Linked DNA regions of Homo sapiens: all the other regions are linked to region 2. Evidence: chromatin loops called from intact Hi-C (ENCODE). Cell type or tissue: PC-9. All regions are shown on one strand.

Region 1 (2,500 bases), 320 kb before region 2:
CTCTAGCGAGTGACCAGGGCTCTAGACGTAGATTCAGCAGACACCACGTTGAAGCCATGGGGCTAGCGAGAGTGTGGGGAAGGGGAGGCAGTCAGGACCAAGAGGGGCCCTCCCACATTCAGAGGAGCATTGTCCCGTGAGGCAGGAGGAAAACCGGGAGAGTGTAGGGTCCGAGACGTCTACAGCAGAAAGCCTTCCCAGAGGGAGGCAGCGGTCAGTGGACTGGATGTTTCTGAGAGATTGAGCGAGGTGGGGACCATCGGATTTGGCCACGTGGGAGGTGCTGGAAAAGGAAGCTGGCCTGCAGTGGGCTGGGAAGGAAGGAGCTGGGGATGGGAAGGACCCACAAGCCTTGAAGAAGGTTTGCTGTGAATATCACGGAGGAGGGGCGTGGTCGCTGGAGGCAGATAAGGAGGTTAGGGTAACCTTGTTTTGTTTAGATGAGAGCGGCTGGAAAATGTGTGTATTTTTATGGGAACAGTCCATGAGACAGGGAGAGATGGAAGAAACAGGAGAGGAGGGAGAACTGAAGGAGGAGGGGCACAGTGGAGTGAATGGCTTTTGCTAGGAGCAGGATGCCTCCCGTGTCTCAGAAGGGACAGCAGGGTGGGACAGACAGCCCCTAGGACAGGGTTGAGTGATTTCCCCAGCAGCGCTCTCTCTCTGAGAGCTCTCTGGGGTGTGTGCAGAGAGCGTAGTAGGTGGGTCTAACTCCATCAGTGATTCTCAAAGTGAGCTTGATGGGCGAGCAGCATCGGCATCACCAGGAAACTAAGAAATGCAAACCGTGGGGCACCACCCCAAACCTACTGGATCCGAAACTCCGCGGGCGGGGCTCAGCCATCTGTTTTTCACAAGCTCTCCAGGTGATTCTGAAAGTTTGAGAAGCACTGAACTAGGGCGAAGGAGCCCAGCGCATGCAGATGACCCAAAACGTCTGGATGAGAATGGCTTCAGTTCTTCGAGGAGGCAGAAGTTCATGTGGTATGAGCTCCAGGGGTGTCTTCTCTCTTCGCCAGGGACAGAACTATAAGTAAACCCTGGAAATTTCCAAGCATGGAATGCCATTCAGAGGAACTCTGAATCTTTCTAATGAAGGATTATTTATCAAGACAAACAACACACTTCAATGTACCTATTCTTTTTCCACGCCTGCATTTGAATATCAGGTTTCACCTATCTTGATCTTTGCTCCTGCCAGCAGTGATTTGAAAGGACCCTGGACTCTGTCTCCCTGGGTCACCTCTTTCAGGGTTGTCCCGAAGACCTTCTTGTGGCCTGGTCCATCTTTCCACATGGCTCAATTCCAGTTTTCATTTCTGTTGGGAAATAGCAGTGACCTGGCTTGGCCATTCTCTGTGGGAGGCCTTTTTCTTCTCTGCTGAAATAAAGACAAAGATGACTCAGCCTCTCCCAACCTCCAGGATTTCCCAGTCCTTCCAGTGACTCAGAGGATGGTCTATTTAATGGGTAACTAACAGCTCCTCCCAGGAAGTTGGCGGCCCCAGCCTCCCCCTACCTGAGTCACCAGCTCTGGGATGCTCCCATCAAGGCACAGTTACCTTCGAGACCAGGGGAGGCAAACCAAGAAAGATCAGCAATAAGTGGATCAGGAAAGAGGACAGAAGCTGAAAGGCTAGATTTGTTCCTCATTTGCTGGCGGCCTTGGGTGGACCAATGGAGGGCTCAGTGTCCCTATTTGAAAATGGAGAAATTGTGTATCCTCTGATATCATAGCTGCCCCAAAGGAGAGAAGATAAGCCCAGCCCTCTGGAACTTTTCTGTGCAAAAGGAAGGGAACCCTGGGGGTGGGTTTATCCTTGAGGATTTCTAGGACAAGCTGTAGCAGGGGCAGGGCATAGCAGGAGAGTGGAGGAAGGTGGGGTGAGGGGCAGGAGGTCAGATATGGGGTGGGCTGGCCAGGGGCAGGGCCGGAGCGATAAGTGGGAGGCAGGGAAGCTTGGCGAGGAGCAGGACCTGGAGGGCGCAGGGCACCTGGTGGGAACAGTAGCCCAAGACCTTGGTTTTGTGATGTCCTCAATTTTGCCCTGCTTTCTTCTCCCTGACTCCTTCACTACTTCTTTGCCTTTGCTCTTCTCCATTCCTCTCCTCCCCCTTCTCTTTTCTCTCCTCCTTCCCTCTCTCTTGCATCACTGAGAGCATGGAGGCAGCCTTCCCATGGGTTGAGCGTTTCCTTCCTGTTTAGATAGTGAGTGGCATCTGCTTTTGGAGCAGCCATCGGTCCATCCTGTTTACTTGTTGCTGACCCAGTGGGTTGTGGCCAGCGAGGCCATCCACCAGGACCCCCACAGGGTGGAGTGGGAACCAGGGCGCTGACACACACACAGGCATACACATAGCCATGACCAGGTCAGGCTGCCCTACTGGAGTTGATGTTTGGGATGCTGTGGGATTGGCAGCTGGGCCGAGGTCATCTCCTGTGCTGTTGACACGGATGCCCCAGCCTGCCTGGCATGGCTCAGGGCTCGGAAAAGATCTG
Region 2 (2,500 bases):
TACCTTCATTGACGCTTCCTTTTTGGGGGACTGGTTTGTTCCAGGTGAACTCAAAGAATGAGTCAACTTTACTAGGACAGTGACTCACCTTCTTTTAAATCTGAGGACAATATTGGAAGCTCAAACAAAGTGTCTAAACAATTTCCTAGGAGCATTTGCTTGAGGAGGGGGTGTGTAATTTCAGCATCAACTGAAGAAAACATCTGAGCTTTTTGACAGCTTCTAAAGAGAATAAGACTCTCTGCCTGCCTGGAGATGCACTCAAAAGACAAGGCATTTAACAGCAAATCAAGGCTGTCCTGCCCAGGAATCATCCTAATCATACAGTCACAGATTCTTGCAAGGGTCACTGCAGCCCAGGTCCCTGACAGGCCAGCACATAACCCAAGCAGTCCAGCTGTGACTGCCAGGTGTCAAGTGCCTGTACTGAACACATTGAAAGGAGATAAACAGAGGTGACTTGGGAAGTGGCAAAGCCCTAGATGAAAGCAATCTATGAGGACAATATATTTTTCCAAATGTTTTTGCCTCTCTGCATAATCCAATCCAAATATTCTACTCCTTTCTGTTCTCTCCTCCCTGTAGGTATGTTGTTTACTATTGTGGTTTAGTAATGTTTTTTATTTGTCCAGAGACCCCAGGCCAATTTCCCAAGCACTAGAAGCCAGATTCTACATTCACCCTCTTGATCAAGTCCCTCCTCTGTGCTGTACCATGGGAATAAACCAAAAGGGAAGAAGATATGTGATACCAGAATAGAGAATACAACCCAGAAGAAAGGCAAAGGAAATTTGAATATGACAATAAAAAGAAATCTTAGGGTTACAGCTTCTCATCAGGCCTAACAGGCCACCAACTCCGAGGAGAGTAGAATGGAGGTTCCCAGAAAGCATGTCTCTAAGAAAAAAGTAGAAACAACAGTTTACATGATGTGATTGGCCTTGTAGAAAATCACACTGAGAGGAAGTTGTGGGGAGAGTTAGCAAGAGTAAAAAGAAGTCTAAGCAAATCAAAAGCAAGGCAATTATTAACTTTAGGAAAAACAAAAAGTAAGAAAAGAGACATCATTGTAGTATGTTACAATACTCAGCTGTGAATTATATTTGTATAAGCATAACACTGTAAACACAGAATAAAATTTAGCCCAAATAGTGATATTAAGAGAATGAAGGATGGGAAGCAGAGGGAACAGCATTGAAATTATTGCAGTGTGATTTTAATTTAGATGTCTTATATTACAAGTAAAGTGATTCCAAAGTAAACCTGAAAAACTAGTTCAGACCATGATGGGAAGAGGGGGTTGGACATACCTTGTTGTACTCACCTCCCTTTGGAATTCAGGCACAACTGACCAGCATTAACATTTAAAATAGAGATCCTAAGACTGATAAAAACAGACTTTTTGTGGCAATGAGATACCAAATGCCAACTAGCATAACATCACATGACACATAGCAGGCCTTGAAAGAAATTGAAGTATTTTACCTCCAAATATATTTATTTGATATATTTGAAATGGCCCTGTAAAGATATCTCTTATGGGGAAAGTCTACATTTTGTAGAGAATCCCATTCCCTTTCCAGGTATTTTCCTGATTTAGGAGAGATTTAACTCCTAAGAGTTTGGCACCTTTTAAGGTCTGATAAGAGACATGTACCATCTATTCTCTCTGACACCTGCTACCTGGAGGCTTATCTATATAACAAGAACCCTTGGCTTCCACAGCCCCTATTATCTTAACCCTAAGCATTTCTTTCTACTAATTTGAATACTTCAGGCAAAACCTGACTCTCTCAACCAGTTGCCAATCAAGAAATCTTTGAATTCACCTATGACCTAGAAGCCCCTCAAAGCTTTGAAATGTTCCACCTTTTCATGCTGAACCAATGTAAATCTTATGCGTGTGGATTTATGTATTTGCCTGTAACTTCTGTCTCCCTAAAATGCAAAAAATCAAGTTGTAACCAAACCACCAAGGCCAAATGTTCTCAAGATGTTCTGAGATGAAGTCACAGATCACGGTCCTCACATTTGGCTTGGAATAAGCCTCTTTAAATATTTTACAGAGTTTGACCCTTTTTTGTAGACATTGAGCATCTTTTCATATTTTAATAGGCCACCTTTTATTTCTTAATCTGTAAATTGTCTTCATTTTTTGAAATCAAATTTTTATTGGCTTGTTGCATTATTCTTTCTTAATTTCCAGTAGCTTTTTCTATATTAAGATTAGGCATTTCTCTATGAGTTGCAATTTGGGGAGCATTTTTTCATTTGTCTTTTGACTTTTTATGTGGTATTTTGGTCATGTGACAGCTTTGTATTATTAATTTAACACAATTTATCAAAGCTTTATTTTATAACTGTGAACTTTTGCATTATTTTTAGACAATCTTTCCTACTCTAATGTAAAATAACCTATCTTTTCTTCTTAATTATTTTATTTTATTTTTTACATTTATATTATTTTGGAACGTGTAGTAGAGATATGGATCCAGCTTTA
Region 3 (2,500 bases), 250 kb after region 2:
CCCGCCTCGGCCTCCCAAAGTGTTGGGATTACAGGTGTGAGCCTCTGCACCTGGCCGATGATGCTCTTTTTTTTTTTTAAAGCACAGAATTGCCTACCTAAGCACAGAGGTGATGAGAGGGTAGGGGGAGGTTTAGGTAGTTGATTAAGGTTTAATCTGTTGTAAGAACATTTCTGCCCACTTGTTTTTCTCACGAGTGTTCCAGAAAACAGTCTATAGAGAAGCACTAATAGCTTTAGGTCTAGCACATTTCTAGACACTTGGTCCTAAGCCTTTTCTGGTTACAAAATCAAAGGCTAAATCAATGAAAGCTGAAAAATGAAATACAACATTCTCGACCTTTAAGAAGGTAAGAAAAGTGAAAAGGAACACAGTAATGTTTAATTATGGAGCAGCTGAGTTTAAAACCTGCTTGCCCCTGCTGTGATATGTAATTTACAAGGCCTGCTGGTATCAAGAGCTGATGGGATTGTTACCAGGCGAATAGGCCCTTTGCCCATACGCGGCAGAAATGTGGTCCCCTTTATTCTACCTAAAGTACTAAAGTTTCCTCAAGAAAAACCTCTGGACCTTTGGTGAACTAATAAATGCTCAGGGTCTGGGAAGTGGCTTCATGCACCCGTTTTTGTGACAAGTTTAGTGACTGCCTTTTCTACTAGGTTATAAATTACTTCTCATATAGACTATTTCTTTTTTTTATTTTTTGTTATTTTACTTTAAGTTCTGGGATACATGTGCAGAATGTGCAGGTTTGTTACATAGGTATACATGCCCCATGGTGGTTTGCCGCACCCATCAACCCGTCATCTAGGTCTTAAGCCCCACATACCTTATGTATTTGTCCTAATGCTCTCCCTCCCCTTGCCTCCCACCCCCAAACAGGCCCCTGTGTGTGATGTTCCCCTCCCTGTGTCCGTGGGTTCTCATTGTTCAACTCCCACTTGTGAGTGAGAACATGCGGTGTTTGGTTTTCTGTTCCCGTGTTAGTTTGGTGAGGATGATGCCTTCCAGCTTCATTCGTGTCCCTGCAAAGGACATGATCTCATTCTTCATGGCTGCATAGTATTCCATGGTGTATATGTGCCACATTTTCTTTGTCCAGTCTACTTCTCATACAGACTATTTCTACGCCTTTCATTCACCTGGTGGAAACTCTATCCTTTTTCCTGAAGTTGGCATTTCTCCTGACATCTCAATCTGCCCAGTTGCTCCTTCTCTACCTCACAGGAAAGTTATGCTGATGAGTAAGGACACACCCTTCTCACACACTGAGCTGTTTTGGCAAGACTAGGTGGTGTGAATATCAGGCCTTGTGACGGGGCGGGGGACCTTGCTGGAGCCTCAGCTTCTTCACTGCCCACATTGCGTCTCTGTCTTACTCACTTGACCTGTTGGCTCTGTTCAGAGGTCTTGCTTGATCCTTTAAGACCCAGATGTCCCTTCTGAGTCATCGTGTGGCATTTGGCCTTGTCTTCCCCGGCCTGCATTTACACCCAATCCTCCTTCCCTGTGTGTCATCACACACCTGCGTAGCACTTGCAGTTGGAGTCGGGAGAGCAGAGAAGATGGAAGAGAGGCATTGGTTCATGTCCAGTTGGAAAATCAGTAATGTTTCCATGTGGCAGCTGAAGTGGAGGGGAGAGAACACTCAGTCAACCCTTCAAATCAAGGACCTCCATGGTGGAGGTGGGTGTGGTCTACAAAGAAGCATGCCCCTGTGCTGAAGGGATCACTCCCCTCCTGCCCCGCAGTAATTACCATTATCCAGGGATGGAAAGGAGAACGTGTGGTTGAGGAAATGTTAGCTCTTTTCCTCCTTTTCCTGGACCACAAAGCTAAGCTGGATAGAAAAGCTTGCAGGGCAGAAACAGTTGTAAAAGACATCCATGGGGACACCCTAGATGTCAGCTGTTCCCATTCTGTTCCTTCCTCCCCACCCCACTCTCTTTGGCAAGCCAGTCCTCCACTGGGGCACCTGTAATGAGTTACTCCCTGCTGCACGGCCTCACTTCTCTCCAAGAACTAGCCTCATCATTCGGACTCATCATGAATCCATACCTTAGAGCCTCTTGAGCCACCTCTAGGGTGCTTAACAATCCTCTGTTTATGTTGTTCCCTCCACCTAGAACATCTTTCCTGCTCCCTATCTCCAAGTGGCAAACTCTTAATGTATACATCAAGACCCAGCAGGGGCCAGGCATGGTGGCTCATGTCTGTAATCCCAGCACTTTGGGAGGCCGAGGCTGGTGGATCACCTGAGGTCAGGAGTTCGAGACCAGCCTGGCCAACATGGTGAAACCCTGTCTCTACTAAAAATAGAAAAATTAGCCAGGTGTGGTGGCACATGCCTGTAATCCCAGCTACTTGGGAGGTTGAGACAGGAGAATGGCTGGAACCAGGGAGACGGAGGTAGCAGTGAGCCAAGATCGTGCCACTGCACTCCAGCCTAGGCGACAGAGAGAGATTCCATCTCAAAAAAAAAAGAAAAAAAGACCCAACT

Evidence for each region. Hi-C counts contacts between places; a loop is a spot of excess contacts. Peaks named below come from ENCODE experiments on the same cell type or tissue, not always from the same donor. Only the 100,000 strongest peaks of a DNase experiment are listed, where the experiment ranks them.
Region 1: it touches region 2 in a loop (7-fold over the local background); 1 of 110 quality-filtered maps calls a loop at or near these places.
Region 3: a loop joins it to region 2, with 8 times the contacts of the local background. A loop is called at or near these places in 1 of 110 quality-filtered maps.

What each region holds. Positions count from the first base shown.
Region 1 is chr20:4,134,312-4,136,811 of GRCh38, forward strand. No RefSeq gene overlaps it. Among named protein-coding and RNA genes, the nearest start is that of SMOX, 13 kb to the right of the region's middle. RefSeq lists enhancers at 603-1,402, 711-1,910. In PC-9, no CTCF peak of the experiment used is centred here; a DNase peak (open chromatin) is centred at 1,430; H3K27ac peaks cover 1,951 bases.
Region 2 is chr20:4,457,974-4,460,473 of GRCh38, forward strand. No RefSeq gene overlaps it. Among named protein-coding and RNA genes, the nearest start is that of ADRA1D, 210 kb to the left of the region's middle. In PC-9, no CTCF peak of the experiment used is centred here; a DNase peak (open chromatin) is centred at 1,318; H3K4me3 peaks cover 777 bases; H3K27ac peaks cover 2,170 bases.
Region 3 is chr20:4,712,201-4,714,700 of GRCh38, forward strand. No RefSeq gene overlaps it. Among named protein-coding and RNA genes, the nearest start is that of PRND, 8.5 kb to the right of the region's middle. RefSeq lists an enhancer at 723-1,922. In PC-9, no CTCF peak of the experiment used is centred here; a DNase peak (open chromatin) is centred at 1,361; H3K27ac peaks cover 2,387 bases.